Regions from separate parts of the Homo sapiens genome. Here regions 1, 2, 3 and 5 are each linked to region 4. Evidence: chromatin loops called from intact Hi-C (ENCODE). Cell type or tissue: B cell. All regions are shown on one strand.

Region 1 (4,000 bases), 340 kb after region 4:
ATGCCACAAAACAAAACAAAAACTCCCTCCCAAAAACCCCAAAACTGTGAAGAAGAAGCCTAAGAGGTAGAGATGACCAGCAGAAAGTTACATTCTGTGATCTTGGAAATGAGATCTTGGAGAATAGCAATAGACAGGTGAGAGCAGTGGTCAAGGCGGTGGGGCTGTGCAGGCCAGAGGGACATGGGGATCTTTAAGTTTGCATTTCACTTCTGGCAAATGAGTGAGCTTCTTGAAGCCTTGGTGTCCTCATCTGTAAATGAGGATGACAGCACCTATCCTGTAAGGGTGGTGGAAAGATGGAATAAATAATGCAGGTAAAGCTCTTGGCACGGTGCCTGGCCTGCAGGAAGCTTTTGTTGTTATGCATGTTTTATAATCCTTTGGATCGCAGTCATTGGGTACTTGGTGTTCATTGTTTTGACTCCTGTTGTTCAAGCGCCTTGAATGTCCTCAAGGCAAAATTGACATCACCTTTGGTCCTTCCTAGGAAAATTAGGAGCAGGGTGGTGTTAGGGCCGTCACTGGACATTCCAGGTCTCCCACCCATAAATGGAGAGGTGGAGTCTGCCTGCAAGACACATTGCTAGGAAAAGATGGGACATTTGGCTTAGTTTCAAACCAATATTTCCTTTATACCCTTCCACAGAGAGGTGACAGGGATCCAGTTAGTGGCGAGTTGTGGAGCAGCAGAGACTGCAATGCGATGTTCTTTATGATTTTCCTATTTCTTTGGTTGGAATTGGGTTTTTACATCACATATTGTTTGATTATAAAAAAGCAACAACACAGCCGGGCGTGGTGGCTCACGCCTGTAATCCCAGCACTTTGGGAGGCCGAGGCAGGCGGATCACCTGAGGTCAGGAGTTTGAGACCAGCCTGACCAACATGGTGAAACCCCGTCTGTACTAAAAATACAAAAATTAGCTGGACGTGGTGGCGGGCGCCTGTAATCCAAGCTACTCGGGAGGCTGAGGCAGGAGAATTGCTTGAACCCAGGAGGTGGAGGTTGCAGTGAGCCAAGATTGTGCCATTGCACTCCAGCCTGGGCAACAGGAGTGAAATTCTTTCTCAAAACAACAACCACAGCACTATGCTTGTGTTGGGGCAGTGGATAATGAGAAATCTCTGTACCTCCCACTCAAGTTTGCTGTGAACCTTAAACTGCTCTAAAAAAATAAAACATATCGAAACAAAATAAAAAAACAAAAACAAACAGCTGCAAGAACTCTTGCACAGAGGGTCAAAAGAATGGCTTTTGACTAGCTACAGAAACATGGATAAAAAACATGCTGGCCAGGCGCAGTGGCCCATGCCTGTAATCCCAGCACTTTGGGAGGCCGAGGCGGGTGGATCACCTGAGGTCAGGAGTTCAAGACCGGCCTGGCCAACATGGTGAAACCCTGTCTCTACCAAAAATACAAAAATTAGCCGGGTGTGGTGGTGGGCGCCTGTCATCCCAGTTACTTGGGAGGCTAAGGCAGGAGAATCACTTGAACCCGGTTCAAGTGAAGCTGAAGAAGTTGCAGTGAGCTGAAATCACAACACTGCACTCCATCCAGCCTGGGAGAGAGAGAGAGACTCTGTCTCAAAGAAACAAGCAAACAAAAAAAAATGTGCTAAACACGTAGAGACCAACCACATTGCTGTCAGTAGGTAGTGAAGCACTTTCCTATAAATATTTCAGGACTCTTCTTTCTCTACTTAAAAAAGAAAGATTGCTTTGCATTTCAGACAACGGAAATGACTGGACAAGCCTTTAGGTCATGTGCAAGAAACTGAGAAAACCATTTTCCTTAAATGGAGATGGAGTTTGGCACAGTCTGAGGTTCAAGTTAGAGCCTGGGTCTTAATTTGCCTGCAACGCATGATTTATCATGCCTTTAGCAAGATCCCCGGCCCAAGACCATTCATTTCACCCCTACAATCTCAAGGTGTGTGCAGGGCACAATTCAGCTTTAAACTTTTCTGCTTTTACTTTTGGTTAGGCAGAACCTCCGTCTGGTGGTATTTGAATATGAGTGTTTTCTGTGGCCCTTTTCAAAGTATTCAAAGTGGTTTAAAAATACATAATGTTCAGAGATCTAAGAGCTAACGGAAGTACTTATTTGGGCCTTTTAAAAATAAAAAAATCAATTAAACAGATTTGAGACTCTTAACTCTCGCGATGTCTTCAAAATAGATACTAAGATTAAAGAAAAAAGAAGGCTTGAAAATCATAGGACTACTTATCCACCCAGTCATAATGCTTTTAGTAGTGACAGTAGTAGCAAATAGCACAGTTTATAAAAACAGAAGAGCTAAAATTCTTTATTTAATATTAAACAGGAAACCGAAAGTAGTCTGCAGCAATGTGGTGGGTTTTCAGCAACCTGCTGCTGTGTTTATCTGTGCTGAAAAAGCCTAAATGAAACATTTCTTCTTTGATTGCCTTAAGATTGTAAGTTTGAAGGAAAATCCTTCAAACTGGAATCATGACCACTGGAAGCAGGTTCTGTATGGTAAGGTTTTGAAGCAACCTGTTTCCACCAGAACCAAAGGAAATTTGGAAGCAAATCAAAAACCTCTCAAAGAGTGGAAAAAGCTTTGTACTTTTATTTTGCCTTTGTGCATTGTTGTCATTTATCCAACATGTGCATATGAATATTCTTTCTGAAGACCTGGGCTTCATTTTAAGGTCAGCCTTCAATTTCTAGAGAATATAATTTGCTGCTATTTTTAGAGCATCATGATTGCTTGTAATAACTAATGGAAAAAAACTCAGAGAAATAAATGTGTAACAGCTGTGTCTGCTTAAACTTGATTAAAGGCAGTAAAAAAAAGTAAACAGAAGAACGAATGTGACAATAGACAAGGGGGAGACAAGTATCTCTCTCATTGTGAAAACTTTTACAGGCATAACTTGTTCCACTTTGGAAGGCCAGCGATGTCTGTGTTTAAAGTTTACTTTACTGTTTGTCTTGAGTGGGATCAGTGTTGTAGTGAATAATTTATAGCCAGCATGAATGAGCTCATTAGTCACCTTTTCAGACTTTAAATGAGTTTTGTGGTTGTCATTACTCGAGCCTTCTGTTCAGCCGCGGAGCAAAATGACAGTTTGGCAGTTGTTGCTGGGGCCGCCTGTTCCCCTTCAGGTCTGTGTTGGCTTTTGTATTTCGTTGAATCCTTCCCTGGCTAACCCTTCGCTGGTCCAGGCAGCAACTCTCCCACTTCACATGCCTTTTGCACCCCAAGTTTAAATGAGAAGTTTTTCAGGCTTCAAAAAAAAAAAAATCAGTTGTGTCTGCCAGAGAGAATGGGGGAATGAGGTGGATGAAATGAGCTTTTTCCAGCAACTCCTGGGTATGATTCCCTTTGTGCTTGGTTTGATATTCAAGCTACTCAAAAGCAAAAAGCAAGCCAGTGCGTTGAGAGGCAGCGGAGCCAGGCTCCCACATGGTGCCAGGCGTTTTAGACCGAGGATGTCACTGGAATTTGGAGGGAGAAGGATGTTTCAGGGTAGGTTTGAACTGTTTCAATTCTGAGTATCAGTGTGATGAGGGTAAAGAAACTTGCTACAGCAAATAAATCTGCGAGGCCAGATTTCCACGGACAAAGAAAACTGCATTTTTTCTACAAAGGGGTTGACAGCATGACTTTTCAAGGTCGCAGCCAACACGGAGGTCCAGGATCACTGGGAATGGTCATTACCTCTTCCCCATCTCTGTGCCTCCCAACTCCAAATCATTAAGAGAAAGCGAACTGTTGCAGCTGCCTCCTCACTGAGCCCTTGGAGACATGCCTGGGAGGCTGGTATGTGGGGAAGACAAGCCTAGGCATGCCAGTAGCAGGTGGGATTTCTTTGGAACGGATGTCATGAAGTTCATCCCTCCCATTGAACCTGGCCTGGGCAGCCTCCGGAGAGCTCTGCCATTCACTCCCTGGGACTGGCCTCCATCCAGAAGTCCAGGACACCGTGGCATGCCCACCTTGGTCCTCAGGTAGCCTCTGCAGGCACTCG
Region 2 (4,000 bases), 380 kb after region 4:
GAGAGATCAAGTTTTCAGTTGTTGGAGAGTAGAACCGTTGTGAGTCTGAATCTGCAATTCTTTTATTCTCTCAGTGAGTAGAAGTGAGTCTTTGTGAGGATGGCCTTCAGCCAGTATCTTGACACCTCAGTTACGTAAGTAGTTCTCATCTTGTTCTCCTCTTTTGCTTTTTTCTCCCTCTCATGTACACTCACAGTAAGAGGCCTGAGAGAACGTTAGCCAACTCCTTGTTTTTTGAGACAGAGTTTCACTTTTGTTGCCCAGGCTGGAATGCAATGGCATGATCTTGGCTCACCACAGCCTCCGCGTCCTGGGTTCAAGCAATTCTCCTGCCTCAGCCTCCCAGGTAGCTGGGATTACAGGCATGTGCCACCATGCCTGGCTAATTTTGTATTTTTAGTAGAGACAGGGTTTCTCCATGTTGGTCAGGCTGGCCTTGAACTCCCGACCTCAGGTGATCCATCTGCCTCTGCCTCCCAAACTGCTGGGATTACAGGCGTGAACCATGGCACCCAGCCCTCCTTTTTTTTTTTTTTTTTTTTTTAAATGTTTGCCTCAGCTTTTGTTATTCAGAGAGAAATTGGTCTCATCTGCCTCAGGACACGGATGGCTTTACCTATAATTAATTAAGCCTTTTCCTCTCTGAAGTTGATGGGTTTGGACTTTTGAAAAAGATGGGCCATGTGGCATCTTAACTTAGGCTCAAGGTGATAGGGTTATAGATTTTAGACCTCCCGGACCCTCTCTATAGATATTGGCCAATATTCTTTATTAGCATGTTTATGTAGGTATTAGCCAGTATTCTTTATTGGCACATTTATAATTTATACCCCACTTCCTTTTCATAGGGCTTGCCATAAGACATATAGGTCACAATCAGGTCGCTAAGGTAAAAATTGAAAATAGACAAATGCAGTAGAGAGAGGGGAAAGCAAATATTCCAAATTCTTGACCTAATATATTTGTTGTGATTGAGTGCCTGACAGCCAAGGCAAAAATGGAAACTCGGCAGATTCCATAATTCTCCTTCCCTGGTAAGATGCCGACTTAGGGGAGAGACATAATCTCCAGGTGCAAGTTTATAAAAAGATTTCATTGTAAGGCTGTTTCTCCATGGGATATAAAACCATGTAATTTACAACACGTACAGCAACCTTAGCTCCAGTTCAGAGAGCCATCAAGGCTGTTGTTCCTGCCATTAGTCATGACCTTATCCTTCTCTGCCCCTAGCTAAGGCCTGTTCATCCTGTAGACTTTGACAGCCATCATCGCCTCCAAGAAGTCTGCCATGATTCTCCCTGCTCAGGCTGGGTCATGTCCCTCTTCTCAGTGGAACCATAAGACAGGGCTTATTTTTATCTCTGCATCTCTGTATTGCTTTATATATATATTTTTACAACTAGATGAGGTATTCCTAGGACTCATTCCTGGTATTGTGGTAGGTGTGGGGCTGATGTTTGTTGAAGAAAGGAAGTTTTTTTTAATCTAGATTACAAAAACAGTTTTCCAAGTGGATGAAACCATGTTATATGAATGAAAGTCATTAGTTGTTTTTTAGTGTCTGCCCATAGTAAGTAGCTTGTCTGTGACTCAGAATTGTATGTTCCTGGTACGTATTAGAAGAGCTGGTTGTCAGATGCAGACTCAGGAGACTTGGGTTCTGGTCCTGATTCTTCCACTAAGTAGAACTATCACTTCAGCATTTCACAGGCTTAGTTTCTATATCTGCAAAGTGAGCACAGTGAAGCAGGCTGGTGGGCGCAGAGGTGAGGAGTTGATCTCCTCTCCCACATGCCACGCCCAGGGCAGCCATCCATCGCTGGCCACAGCTGTCATCCTCAGCTGCTTCTGTGAGCACCATTCTCAGAAGCCACCACCAGTCCCTTGGGGCTGGCATCAGAGAAGAAGTCTGTTTAACATCTGTGGAAAAGGTTACCTTTGAGGTTCTTTCAGCTCTAATGATTGTAGCATATCCCCTGATGTTCTCTGTTATCACTGTAGTGGGCTGAAATGTCCCCCCCCACCAAATTCATGTCCACCTGGAGTCTTATTTAGTGACCTAATTATTTTAAAATAGCATTTTTTTTTTAGCTGGGCATGGTGGTGGGCACCTGTAATTCCAGCTACTCGGGAGGCCGAGGCACAAAAATTGCTTGAACCTGGGAGGCAGAGTTTGCAGTCAGCTGAGATCGCACCATTGCACTCCACCCTGGGCGACAGAGCAAGACTCTTCTCAAAAAAAAAAATGAATACATAAAAATAAAAATAGGGTTTTTGCAGATGTAATTGGTTAAGATGAGGTCAGAATGGATTTGAGTGGGCTCTGAAGTCATTGACTAGCGTCCCTTACGAGGAGAGGAGAGGAGAGGAAAGGAAACAGATACGTGGGGAAGATGACACAGGAAGAGACTGGACCAATGCAGGGGTGAGCCAGGGAGTGCCAAGATCGGCCGGGGGCCGCCAGAAGCCAGGAGGAGGCAAGGAAGGATGTTCCCCAGGTCCTGTCGGCTCCTTGATTTCACACTTCTGGTCTGTGAGAGAATTTCTGTTGATTTAAGCCACCAAGTTTGTGTTAATTTGTGATGGCAGCTCTGGGAAACTATTGAAAGTAATGGCAAAAACTGCAATTATTTTTGCACCAACCTAATTTGGTGCAATACACTCACCTCTGATTTTTGTCGTCATTTTGCCTGCTCTATCAGGCTAGTGTGTCCCTCTTCATGTCTGCCTGGAGAAGCCTCATGCATTGGAAGATGTCTTTTTTGCCGTGTCACATGTGGTAGAACCTGACATTTCTCTGCCTGTTCGTGAACATTTAGACATTGATAAAAGCTCATTTTCCCAATTAATAGATGAAAGCATATGAATTACTTTATATTTTTGAGGGACATATGTTTAGTTCAGACTCCCTGAGGTCTTATTCAAATTATCAAAAAACCTGGCTACCGCAGTGTAATTCACAGATGGTACTGACTCTAGCCAAAAAAGGAAAAAAAAAAAAAAAAAAAAAAAAACACCACCCAAAACTGTGCTCCAAACACAAAACTGCTTGAGTGTTCTGAGCAATAGAGTATCGAGGGAATGGTGTTGGGTGGATCCCTGCTGGGGAGCCTCCTGCTACTGCTTCTCCCGTCTTGGACCCAGGAGGGCACTTCCTCCAGCTGGGGAGTTTCTTCACCGTCCCTTTCACGTACATGTCATCATCAAGGAGACCTCCAAGCTTTTGTCTGTGTTTTCTGTGCCTCAAACACCATCCCCTCTTTGCCAAGCGGTTTCATATGTTATCTAAAGAGCTCAACACTCTGTAAAGTGGCAATGATTGTTCCATTTTATGGATGAGGAAACTGAGGGTCAGAGAGGCAATTAGGTAACCGATCACAGGTGACACAGCTAGGAAGGAGCAGAACAGAATCTGAACTCAGATCCTTCCTATTCCCAAACCCACGTGCTTCCTGCCCCACCTGAAAGGGCATTTGTGGGTGGGGTAGGGACAGTGGCTTGAGCCAATGCAGATGAGTATAGATGCATTTGGAGAGAAAACTTGTAGAAGTGGAGAACATGAGGGAACAGAGATGGGTTGGCATAAGAGAAGGCCAGAAAGATAGGAAGGTGCCATGTTGGGAAGGGCTTGACTTTCAGGCTTGGAAGTGAGGGTGTTTTGTGTCTCTACTGGGGAACATTTGAAGGCTTGGAGCACGGAGAGGCATGGAGTGTGGGAGTGGGATTTGAAGTATAATGAAGTAGAGTGATGGGTCAGCGGTCCAGCCGGGTTATAATGAAGGATGGAATTAGGTTGGCAGCAAGGTGTACACTTGGTGACACCAGACCTACTGTCACAGAGGTAGAACCCACAGGCTCTGATGATAGCTGTGGGGGTCATAGGGTAGGCAGACAAGGAAGGGAAGTAAGAATCTAGGTTTAAGTCTGCTTAGAGGCGAGGGGAATAGGGAGGAGAATGGATTTGGTCTGACAAGCAGTGGGGCAAGGTGATGAATGGGTT
Region 3 (4,000 bases), 66 kb after region 4:
TCTCCACCCAAATCTCATCTTGAATTGTAGTTCCCATAATCTCCAAGTATCACAGGAGGGACCCCGTGGGAGGTAACTGAATCATGGGCGTGGTTTCCCCCATGCTATTCAAGTGATAGTGAGTGAGTTCTCATGAGATCTGATGATTTTATAAGGGGCTTGCCCCTTCACTCAGCTTTCATTCTTCTTCCAGCAGCCATGTGAAGAAGGATGTCTTTGCTTCCCCTTCCACCATGATTGTAAGTTTCCTGAGGCTTCCCCAGCCATGCTGAACTGTGAGTCAATTAAACCTCTTCATAAATTACCCAGTCTCAGGTTAGCACCATGAGAAGGAACTAATACAGATGATGAATATGTTATTGTCTTAGGACCAGCTGCAGCAGCAAGGGCTATCTATGGTCTGTCTTTTTTGAATAAGCTGTGACATGATGAAGTGAAACTGACGTGAGAAGCATGTTGATATCGTTTGGATTTGTGTCCACACCCAAATCCCATGTGGATTTGTAATCCCCAGTGTTGGAGGTGGGGGCCTGGTGGGAGGTAACTGGATTATGGGAATAGATTTCCCCTTTGGTGCTGTTCTCATGAGTGAGTTATGGCAAGATCTGGTTGCTTAAAAGTGTGTAGCATCTCCCCTTCTCTTCCTTGGTCCTGCCCTGGCCATGTAGGATGTACCTGCTTCTCTTTCACTTCCCACCATGATTGAAGGTTTCTTGAGATCTCCCCAGAAGCTAAGCAGAGGCCACCATACTTCCTGTACAGCCTGCAGAGCCATGAGCCAATTAAACCTCTTTTCTCTGTAAATTTTGCAGCCTCAGGTATTTCTTTATAGCAGCCTGAGAACGAACTAATGCACATGTGGATCTAAGTGGTGCAGGGGGTGGACTGTCATGGGTGTTGTTGGTGCTCTGCCCAGATCCCTTCATATCCCCCTTTCCAGTTCATTGCCCCTAGCCCCAGCTTCTAAGTGGTTTACTCCTAAAGGTTCATACCCCTTCCTTCAGAGAACTTCCTTCCCTTAATCTATAGGAGCCACTTCACTGCAGAAGAGGTATTAAGCACCTAGACTCACTTAACGCGTCTAAATTAAGTGCCTAGACTCACCCAGACTCACCTCAGAACCAGAAGTGCTAGGTATTTTTGTCCCCCCACCCTTTCCAGGAAAGACTATAGCCAGTGACTAATTGGTGCAGGGTTATGAAAACCCCAGCTCCCTTGCCTCAAGTTGGGATAAATTCTAATTTATGCTCCAGAACTAGCTGGGGATCTTGCTGGGGCTGGAACTTCACCTTAAATTGCTCCCTTGCTTGGCTGCTTCTTTCCTATTCTGCTTCCCTTTCTAGTTTCTCCTGGAAGCTCTTCCTTAATAAATTGCTTGCACGCAAATCCTTGGCAACCCAAGACAGTTCCCTAGTAGAAAATACACTCTCGAGCTTCAAGTCAGTGACAAGGAAATAAAGAAAAAAAAAAAAAAAAAAAAACACTTAGTGAACAGCTATGGTTTACAAGAAAAAAAAAAAAAAATGTTAAAGCCCAGAATGGAGTACCTACCATGAGTCAATTGTCTTTGGTTTGGATTTTCATTTCCTAAGAATTTGATGATCATAAGTGGTTATTCTGGTAGTACATTACAGAGTGGGACATCTGTAAATTATCAATGATACATCAACATAAACCGTATGCCCCAGATTTTTTGGACAACCTTGATTTCAAGTTTTTAATCCCCTTGTCAGACCATGTTCCAGACAGTGTGTCCTGGCTGGTGTGGGTGTTTGGACAGCAAAGGGGGATGCTGGGCTAGCCAAGAGGCAGCTGAGAGGACGAACTTGAGCATTATAAAAAGGCAGACACTTGAAGTTAATAAGCACAACTGGACTTCAAGTCCTGGCTCCACCCCAACCAGCTGTAGGCCACATTTTATTCCTGTTAAAATGAAGTTCCCAGCTCCCACCTCACAGGATTGAAAATGAGGTGATGTATACAAAACGCTTAGCATTGCTCCTGGATTTCGTGAAGTTCAAGAGATGGTTCCTTTGGAGGGGAAGAAGAGTGGGTGAAGAACCCTCCAGTGGAGTTTGGGGACTTCATTGTCCTAATAGAGCCGGCAGGGGATGGGGGACCAGAGGTCGAGAGCCCACGTTGAAGCGTTGCATTCATCTAAATTTGCTGAGCGCCGTCTCCCTCCCAGGGCGCGGGACTCAATACTTGTACGCCAAGGGGGAAAAGGCCGTCAACTCGACCTGGAAGGGACGGCGCAACGCAGAATGAGCCGCGAGGCCCCGGGCCACCACGTGGCTTCCCGATGGCCTCCCCCGACCCTCCCCCACTCCGGCCCCGCAGGGGAAGTAGGTGAAGGGTGGAAGCCGAGAGACCGCGCCGCGGAGGCGGCCCGCCGCCGGTTTCCTAGCAACGCCCGCCCCGCCCCGCCCCGCTGGCGCGCCGGCGCCGGGAAGCGGGGGGGGGGCGGACCGCCGTTGCCATGGCAGCGCGGCGGCCGCGCCCGACGCCGCCGGCGCCTGCGGGAAACGCGGGCCAGGGGCCCAGAGTGGGCTGCCAGGTGGCGTCCCTGCCTAGCTCCCACTCCGGGATGGACCAGACCTCGCGCCCGGGGGTGTCAGTGGAGAAACCGAGTCGCCCCGAAAGGTGGCAGGGCCGCAAGGCCGGTCGGCCCCACTCACTCCCCCGCCGACTGGGGCGACTGAGAGCTTGGAGACTTTCCAGTTTGTCTGGTGGGGTCTGAGTTGGTCTTCGGGGCCGGAGTAGGCCAAGGGAATTTTTTTGATTTTGGAATCTCTTCGGACCTTTTTTCCACACCTAGTCAAGACTGCACGCGTGTGCACACACGCATACGCACGTCTGCAGCCTGATGTCCCATCCTTTTACCCTAGGTGTTGTCACCTGAAGGTTCTTTAATCTCGGAAAGAGAATATGCAAAAGATAGCAGCTGCCAAAAGCTGCCTTTTAAAACGACTTTGAAAATCAGTGTTATTTCCCGAGGGCCATTTAAACGGAAAACCTCCGTGCCTGGAAGGGTGTTCTAGATTCTGGACTCAAATTTGCATTATTCTAAATCACTTTTTGCAGTGAGCTGCGATTGGAGAATTCAGTTGTGGAGTATTAAATTTAACCGTACACCCATTTAGCTAGTGTAATGATCGCTTGGCCAAAAGACCCACTCACAAAGACAAAGCCACACGCTTCTCAGTCGTTCTCTGGCTTGAGTGTTTTTAATAGAGGCGGAGTCAGTCACATGTTTGTGAGTTTAATCAAATTGACAAGGGCTCTGAGCGAGAAAAGCTTACTGTCTAATTCGAAGGCAACATTAGGTACATAGAGATGCATTCTCTTTGGACTTATTTGAATCAGAGCTTTTCAAATGGAATCCTCTCCTGCACATATTTTTCTCGATCTGCTGCAACTGGAAAATTTAAATCAAAATCTTATTTCTTATATTCATTTTGATGGTAAATGTGCTGGTAAATGTGTCTGCGCTGAGATTCTGCATTTTCTTGATCAACAAGGAAATGCGCAGCAATCACTGTGAATTGAGCACCTTGCTGATTGAGCAACACTTAAACCTAGAGGCATGAACGACCATAATCTTGGGATGAGAATCCCCTGTAGTATATTTCAAAAGCATATTCACAGCTAACCTTTTTCCACTCCAAAGGATCATTCACTTGGAACTTTTTTATTCTTCATCTTGCCAGACTATTTAATTTCTTCTAAAACCACTTTGACACACTTTTTAGTTTGAAAACGTGATTGTGTTTGGACAAGTGATCATATAAAATTAATTTATACACACACACACACACACACACACATATACACAATGTCCTCTTAATCTTAGATCATTTTTTCCCAGTATCAAAACAGAACCTTTAATTTGCATGGTGGAGGGTAGAAGATAAATTCAGAAAGCTAAACCAAAAGTCTGAACAGAATAGTTTTATGTTTAGCACTATGGAGGGAAAAAAACGATGAAACTGTGTATACC
Region 4 (4,000 bases):
CATTGTTAGTGGAAGTATAATTAGAACCACAGTGCTGGAGATAAATTCAGGAGCAATACTGATACCAATAATAGATGGTATTTATAGAGTGCCTTTATGTGCCAGGTTCTACTATTTTAAGTTTTTTTTGTTTTTTTTTTGTTTTGTTTTTTTTTAGAGGGAGTCTCGCTCTGTCACTCAGGCTGGAGTGCGGTGGCGCAATCTCGGCTCACTGCAATCTCCGCCTCCTGGGTTCATGCCATTCTCCTGCCTCAGCCTCCCGAGTAGCTGGGACTACAGGCGTCTGCCACCACACCTGGCTAATTTTTTGTATTTTTAATAGAGACGGGGTTTCACCGTGTTAGCCAGGATGGTCTCAATCTCCTGACCTCGTCATCTGCCCACTTCTGTCTCCCAAAGTGCTGGGATTACAGGTGTGAGCCACTGTGCCCAGCCTACTATTTTAAGTTTTATTGACCTTACTTGAATTAATAAAATTGATTTACATGTACTAACGTAATTCTTGTAATCATCTTGTAGGGAAGGTATTATTCTTAAAAATATATATATTTCAAAACCCTTAAAAATGTTTCTTTGCTCTTTGACGCACATCTGGGAGTTTATCCTAAGGAAATAATTACAGATGAGGTGAAAAAGCTTTATCTAAGAATGTTCGTGGCAGAATCGTTCATAATTGTGAAACTCAGAAGCAATATAAACATCCAGAAAATTGGAATCTTTTAAAAAAGTTGAACGCTTTAAAAGAGATATAAAAATATATGGTGGACATGAGAAGACTTTTATTTCCATTAAGTAAAAAAAGCAGCACTTTTTTTTTTTAGTGGCAGGGCACAGTGGCTCACACCTATAATCCCAGCACTTTGGGAAGCCGAGGCAGGGGGACCACTTGAGGTCAGGAGTTCGAGACCAGCCTGGCCAACGTAGTGAAACCCTGTCTTTACTAAAAATAAAAAAAAAATTAGCCGGGTGTGGTGGTATGCACCTGTAGTTCCAGCTGCTAGGGCGGCTGAGGCAGGAGAATCATTTGAACCCAGGAGGCAGAGATTGTGGTGAGCCGAGATCGCGCCACTGCCCTCCAGCCTGGGTGACAAGAGTGAAACTTCGTCTCAAAAATATATATAAAATAAAATTAAAAGTAAAATAATTTAAAAAAGCAGTTTAGTGAAAAATGCAGTGTAGACCTGCATTGTGTAATACAATAGCCACCAGCAACGTGAGCACTTAAAATGTGACTAGTCTGGGCCAGGCACAGTGGCTCATGCCTATAATCCCAGCACTTTGGGAGGCTGAGGTGGGTGGACCACCTAAGGTCGGAATTCGAGACCAGCCTGACCAACATGGAGAAACCCAGTCTCTACTAAAAATACAAAATTAGCCGGGCGTGGTGGCACGTGCCTGTAATCCCAGCTACTCGGGAGGCTGAGGCAGGAGAATCGCTTGAACCTGAGAGGAGGAGGTTGTGGTAAGCTGAGATTGTGCCACTGCACTCTAGCCTGGGCAATGAGAGCAAAACTCCGTCTCAAAAAAAAAAAAAAAAATGTGACTAGTCTGAATTGAGAAGTGCTGTAAGTGAAGACTTAATATGGAAATAAAAGAATATAACAATATTTCATTAATTTTTATGTTGATTCAAGGTTGAAATGATAATATTTGGGGCATATTACTAACATTAATTTCCCCTGCTTTTTTTGTACTTTAAAAAAATGTGGCTACTAGAAAAACTTGAAATTTCATATGTGGCTCATATTTATTTTAGGACTTGTGACCACACAGTTTCTGTTACAACTGCTCACTTGCGTTGTAAGTCAAAGCAGCCATAGATGACATAGAAATGAATGGACATCTCCGTGTTCTAATAAAACTTTATTTATAAAAACAGGTAGCCAACCAGGAGGGCAGTAGTTTGCTTAACCGTGGTCTAGACCAGAGTTTCCTAACCTTGGGCCTTTTGACATTTGGGGCTAGGTAATTTGTTGTTGTTGAGGGCTGGCCTGTGCGTTTTAGGATGTTTAGCAGTATCTCTGGCCTCAACCACTAGATGCCAGTATCACCACCTGCCCCAGTTTTGACAACCTAAAATGTCTGCAGACATTGCTGAATGTCTTCTGTGGGGGAAAAATCACCCTGATTGAGAACCACTGGTCTAGCTCATATGATTTTATTTCCGAGAAAACAAAAATTGTGTGCATGTGTAGTGTTCTGGATGGGTACACACCAAGGTGCAGGAGTTACGTGTTTGGTTTTTTTCCCCATCTTTTCATTTTTTGCATTTTCTAAATTAAGCATAGGTTATTTAATATGTAAAAAGGAACAATCGTGGGGCTGCATGTGGTAACTCGGGCCTGTAGTCCCAGCTACTTGGGAGGCTGAGATGGGAGGATCGCTTGAGCCCAGGTGTTCCAGATGCTTCTGGGCAACATAGAGACCCCATTGCAAAAAAAGTAGGGGGATGGGGCAAATAAATAAATAAAACAATTGTGTAGACAAAGAAAGCCAAAAAGACAAAGATAAAATGAGACTCAGAAAGAAATCCACGTGTAGAAAAGAAAGTGAGAGTTGGGGGAGAATGCTACTTCATCCCCAAAAGACAAGTTCTCTACTTGGCCAGGCCCTCAACTGCCACTCCAAGATGTAATATCAAGGGCAGCAGATGTGGTTGGGCCAATGATCTCTGGGTTGATTATGGGTTTGGAAAAATACATCGGCCACACTGGAGTAGGCAGGCCCTCGCCTGGTGTGGTGTAACTATTTACCAAAAGGAAGCAGGCTTGATTTTGATGTACACACCACACCTCCTCAGGTGTAAGGCACACTGGGACCTCCACTGCTTGAGTCCACCAGGGAAAGGAGGAAGTAAGGAGTTAGACAAGATTTCAGAATGAAAAATTGAAACGCTGACTGCACTGAACTACTTCTCACAAAAGCCCAGGCAGTAACATTTTAGCAACTAAAAAATCAGTGCCAATTTACTGATATTTAAAATTCATGTTATTATAAATCAATTATTATTATAAGTAACTTTACTTTGTGCTTGCCATGCACCGGGCAGTGTACCTCATTTAATCTTCCATAATCTTCCTTATAGTGCTGAAAGGTAGGTGCTGTGCTTAGGATAGTTTTCCAGTTGTGGAACCCAGAGCTCGGAGATGGTAAGTTATATGCCTAAGTCCCACAGCTAGCAAGAGATGGAACCAAGGCTGTAGGCCACTCTCTGAGTTGACAAGTCATGCCCTTGTGATCTAAACTACAAGGGTGTACATTTTCTCTTGGGATTCAAGTTCTTATTTTGAAAGAAAAATACATAGCTCCTAAGAATTATGGTTTTTTGGAATTAGTCCTTTCCAGGAAAAAAAAGACTTTGCTCACTGTCATCATTGGTGAGAAGCTAATAAGCATGTCAAGTTCAGGTGTAGTTTGAGCAACTCAGTGAAGAGGTAGAGAGAGGTGAGGCAAAGATCTAGGCAGGAAGTGACCCTGAAAGCTGGGTGGCCTGATACTGGGATCTGGGTGGTGGGTCCATCAGAAAAGGGCCCCAGCCAGTGTCTGGAGAGATTGAGGGCATGACAGAGAGAGACTAGACTCCATAGAGAGGGCACTGGCAAGAGCTGGACAGGCCGCCATCATGGAAGAGGGGTGCTGGGAGGGAAACTGATTCAGAAGTACAATTCTCTGGTATGCAGGCACAGAAGTGCCAAGCAGCAGTCCTACAGCATGACCATGGACATTAACTCACTGACTGCTCTGTGTGGGAGTCGGTCAGCTCCAGAGCGGGGGTGAGGTGGCAGATGAAGGGTAGAGGTGATGCCAGGTGTCTGGAGTAGGGGAGGCAGGTGTGGCAGAAGCTGTGGATGGCCCCCAATGCCTGTTCTTCCCTTCTGCCTTGGTACTAGAGCTCCCAAATTTTATGAATAACTGGGCACATGGCCACCAACCTCCCTTGCAGCTCAGTGTGACCATGCCCTTCTTCTCCTACTATCCTTCCTCTGGTAGGGATGCAATG
Region 5 (4,000 bases), 530 kb after region 4:
TGTCTTCTCTCCTCCCTGCGTCGGCCACACTGCTGCCTCTTATTCCACCAGGCTCTGGCTTCCTGCATGGGCCATTCCACTTCCGTCTCCCATCAGGGGGCAGGACTCGGGGAAGAAACTTGGGCATAAAGAATGTGTAAATTACACCTTAATAAAGCTGTTAAGAAAAAATAAGCACCCCGATTAATGGACTGTGTCACCATCAGATGAATATTCTAAGTGATTTTTAAAAATAGCTCTTTCACGAGAGTGTTTTGGTTTGGGGTGTGTATTCTTGGATTGTTTTTATTATTTTTCTGCATAGCCTTGATAGGAAAATGTAGAACTCTGTTATCATAATACATGCAGTATTTAGATTGGATACACTTCTTGCTCCCCTTGCATTGATTTCCTACTTTTCTCCTTTGCCTTTTCCCGGTACTTAAGCATTAAGTCGCGGGCATTTTCCCAGTGTAATTGTTGATTAAGTGCTGCATATCCCGTGATGATTATGAGAAGATTACTGTATTCAGCTTTTAATCTTGTGAGTGTCAAATATTTTACTTTAGTGGTATCGTTATTATTATTATTATTCATAGCTCTTTCTGTTTGAGTAATGCAATCAGGCAAAATAAAGGTAATGCCACAAATTCAGCATTTTTATAGTAATTCTTTGTCTCAGAATGGAAAGTGCCACCTTCAGGCCATTCTCAAATACTGATGGAGATTTATACAGATAGGAATCAGAATATTTTAGGCTTCTTTTGGTTGCAAGTAACAGAAAGCAACAAGTTTAGGAAGAAATGCATATATATATATATGAGGGCAGGGAATCTATTGGAGGAAGTACTGTGGGTCTCTCAGGACCCCAAGGCCAAGCATGTATAATAGCTGGCGGTCATCAAGACTGGAACCTGGAAGGCTGCCAGGAACGCGGGCACCACTCGTACCTTCTCTCTGTCACTTTCTGTGTTCTCTTTGTTTTCTCTAATGCCATGTGCAGGATGATCAGTGGTCACCTTGTGGCATTCAAGCCAAATATCCTCCATGGAAGAGAATAGCTCAGGTGGCCTGGCTGTCTTTCAGTTCCAGTGCCCACTTCCCAGGAGCAACAGAAGTTCTGTGAATGGAGTCACTGAAAGCATGTGACCTACCTGGTCCTGACGCCTTGTCCGGGGGAGCAGCAGCATGGAGAAAAAACGTGGTAGCCAGGGGCTTTCTCCATGGGTGGGGAGAGGCAGAGCTCCGAGGGGAAGAGGCCCCCCATTGCGAGTGGGATAGACACCCCAAACAGAGCCCCATTTTCTGTTTTCTTGAGAGAGACAGAGACTCCAGATTCTTATCTAGCCTCCAGTGGCAACTTCTCATGCTTCTCCAGGGTTCCACGTGCTGTATCCCAGAGCCTTGACACTGAGGGCAGGAGCGTGGGATTCTGAAGAGAATCCCAAAAAACTATTTATAATCAACTGTCTGTTGCCTAGTGGGAGAAAAGGAATCATTGGTATGAACAACTCCAGTTACTGTTTCCACAGAACCAGCAGGCTTTCTGGTTCTTTCCTGAGGCACTCCGCTTTACATAGGAGGAAACTGAGATTGGAAGGTAAGTGTATCACCTGATGTCACACAGCCAGAAAGGAGGAAGCTGGGTCACTGATGCTGGCTGAGCCCAAAATGCAGAACCCACGTGTGTCTGTCTCATTCAGCCACCATGGTGGCTTTGGGTTGAATTTTCACAAGCTCACGGTGGCCACCTCATGAGCATGCACAGAGAGCAGTAGATAGTTAATAGGGAAGTGGCTGAGTAGAAGTTGGCCTGAAATGGAAAATTTGCTGGGAATAATTTACAGGCCAAGTAATATTTGTGAACATTCGTGTGAACTTAAGCTTGGCATGAGCTATCTATACAGAAATCTAAAATCGGTCTAAACGTTTGGGTTGCACTTGGAGCCATAGGCCATCGAAGAGCAATGCCGTTGTGTCACTTTGGTTAGGGAGTGTCTGGCTCAGCCACTACATGTCACTCAGAGGATGCCAGTGTCAGTGATATGGGGGGTAGCGCTAATTGGAAAATGGAGGCTTGTCAGAGTCACTGCTAACTAATAAAATCACTGGGAAGTGGGTGCAGTTTTTCCAAGAGTGATTATTGTGGGTGGCAAGTATTGAGTGAGGCGTAGAGGGAATAAAATCAAACTGTCTATACACATGCTGCTGCAGTGGAAAGAACCCTGGGCTGGGAGTCCTGGGAGCCAGGCCCGGCCCTACCCCTGGGCCATTCGTGGGACCCCAGGCAGGTTACTGCTCCACTCAGGCCCTTTCTCCTTTTCTTTTTAGTATGTTGTTTAAAAAAATAGTAATAAAAAACATTATACCAAAAGATATATAGTGAAAAGTACGGCATTCTCTTGTCAAGGAAGTACAGCTTCCTAACCTCCTCCCCGGAGGTAACCACGATGACCAGTTTCCTCTGTATCATTTGACAGCTGATGCCTTTACACAGCCCTGGATGTGTGTGGATGTTTACACAGATGGGCACAGGCCATGTGCATTATCCTGACTTTTTTTTATCATGTAGCTTTCTCTGTATCAGTGCATACAGATTTATTCATCCTTGTTATTGATGTCAGAGTATTTCACTGTATGGTTGTACCAGATGTATTCAAGCCACCACTGGTAGTGGGCATTATACAAACAGTGTTGCAGTGAATACTCCTGCATGTATCTTTGCACACATGTCTTCACTATTGGTTAAAAGTGATATTCTGTTGTTATTTATTTCCTTAACTGGAAAGGAAGTCCATTTGTATTTCTTTTTCTGTGTAGTTTCTGTTCATGCCCCATGCTCATTTTTTTTTTTTCCTATTGAATTGCTTTTTCTTGTTACATCATATTTTCCAAAGAGATAATGATCCAAGTGCTGGTCAGTTCTGGGGAAAGTGATCTGATTGGAGGTTTGCTGAGACCCATCGTGTGTCCATCGAGAAGTCTGGGTACCCAGTAAAAGGCCCTTCTCCATGTTTTTGAGGTGTGGCCATGGCAAGTTTTCAGCAAGGCTCATTCTGTACTTATCTTTTTGATACTTAGTAAAGGGATGTGTCTGCTCCACACAGAGTGGAGCTTTGACCAGTCACTGCTGGATGAACAAGAGGGAGAGCATGGCCTTGTGGGACAAGATTGTCTTTACAACCACTGGTCTTCCAGACATAAACTTGGGTGCAGACCCTCTTGGCTCCAGAATTCATGGGTCATGTGACCTTCTCTGGGTCTCAGTCTCCTCATTTAGAAAATAGGATCATAAGACTGGTGTTGCAAGGTGGTTGTGAGCAATAGAAGAACCATATATTTAAAGTAGCTAGCACATGATTGGTTTTCAATAATTGGTAGCTTCTAATATTAGTATCATTGATATGACTGTTATTATCATCACCATAAATAAAACGATTGACAGTAGAGGCATGGGCTAAGACTGAACAATTGGTTAATGCGGCAACCATGTTATATTGGACTTTGACTTCAGGAACCCGCTCCAAAGGATGCAATTTGGTGTGCAGGCCATCTGCATCTTTGCAATAAAAGCTTCTTTGCACCTATGTCTATTTCATTTGCCTTGTGACTCTATAATTTTCTTTCAGGCCTTGCACCTCTGTTGCTAGACATAGTACATAAATCCCATGCAGTTTCCTGGCCTTGAAAAGGGAGAGTGACTTGAAAGTACTCTACTTGAATTCTAAATGGGAAAGATGTAAAAACCGCTCCTCCCCCCTCCAAGAAATCTGAGGGACAGAAAATAGATCTTTCTCTCTGGATCTCTTAAACCCCGCTTACGAAATTAACAAAGGAAGATGGATGGCTGAAATAAGACTTCCAAAGAAGAGATGGGAACCTCCTAATTGATTCCCACAAAACTGCTGGTTATTTACAACTAGGAAAATTGCCTGCTTGGAGATACCAATTCAGCTCTTGTGGTTCCGCTGGCTTGACAGGAAACACTCTCTGCTCCTTGCTGAAAAAGCTCTGAGGGAAG

What was found. Peaks named below come from ENCODE experiments on the same cell type or tissue, not always from the same donor. Only the 100,000 strongest peaks of a DNase experiment are listed, where the experiment ranks them.
Region 1: it touches region 4 in a loop (7-fold over the local background); 12 of 110 quality-filtered maps call a loop at or near these places.
Region 2: it touches region 4 in a loop (11-fold over the local background); 2 of 110 quality-filtered maps call a loop at or near these places.
Region 3: it touches region 4 in a loop (4-fold over the local background); 6 of 110 quality-filtered maps call a loop at or near these places.
Region 5: a loop joins it to region 4, with 5 times the contacts of the local background. A loop is called at or near these places in 2 of 110 quality-filtered maps.

The regions. Positions count from the first base shown.
Region 1 is chr14:89,428,805-89,432,804 of GRCh38, reverse strand. It overlaps LOC107984635 (a long non-coding RNA gene), which reads right to left. Exons shown (of 2, transcript XR_001751025.2): 2 at 1,733-3,467. It also overlaps a transcript of FOXN3 not described here. Among named protein-coding and RNA genes, the nearest start is that of FOXN3-AS1, 13 kb to the right of the region's middle. RefSeq lists enhancers at 139-692, 3,102-4,000. In B cell, no CTCF peak of the experiment used is centred here; DNase peaks (open chromatin) are centred at 1,201, 1,934 and 3,004; H3K4me3 peaks cover 2,660 bases; H3K27ac peaks cover 4,000 bases.
Region 2 is chr14:89,382,044-89,386,043 of GRCh38, reverse strand. All of the region lies in intron 2 of FOXN3 (forkhead box N3), which reads left to right. Among named protein-coding and RNA genes, the nearest start is that of FOXN3, 33 kb to the left of the region's middle. RefSeq lists enhancers at 1-41, 1,713-1,912, 1,923-2,092, 2,153-2,272. In B cell, no CTCF peak of the experiment used is centred here; a DNase peak (open chromatin) is centred at 1,833; H3K4me3 peaks cover 590 bases; H3K27ac peaks cover 2,668 bases.
Region 3 is chr14:89,700,136-89,704,135 of GRCh38, reverse strand. No RefSeq gene overlaps it. Among named protein-coding and RNA genes, the nearest start is that of FOXN3-AS2, 130 kb to the right of the region's middle. RefSeq lists a silencer at 2,412-2,471. In B cell, no CTCF peak of the experiment used is centred here; a DNase peak (open chromatin) is centred at 2,405; H3K4me3 peaks cover 1,346 bases; H3K27ac peaks cover 1,082 bases.
Region 4 is chr14:89,766,002-89,770,001 of GRCh38, reverse strand. No RefSeq gene overlaps it. Among named protein-coding and RNA genes, the nearest start is that of EFCAB11, 190 kb to the left of the region's middle. RefSeq lists enhancers at 1,711-1,760, 2,550-2,819. In B cell, CTCF peaks have their summits at 1,823 and 2,023 (motif pointing right); DNase peaks (open chromatin) are centred at 2,051 and 2,671; H3K4me3 peaks cover 403 bases; H3K27ac peaks cover 744 bases.
Region 5 is chr14:89,239,114-89,243,113 of GRCh38, reverse strand. The region is part of intron 4 of FOXN3 (forkhead box N3); the gene reads left to right. Among named protein-coding and RNA genes, the nearest start is that of FOXN3-AS3, 110 kb to the left of the region's middle. In B cell, no CTCF peak of the experiment used is centred here; a DNase peak (open chromatin) is centred at 1,633.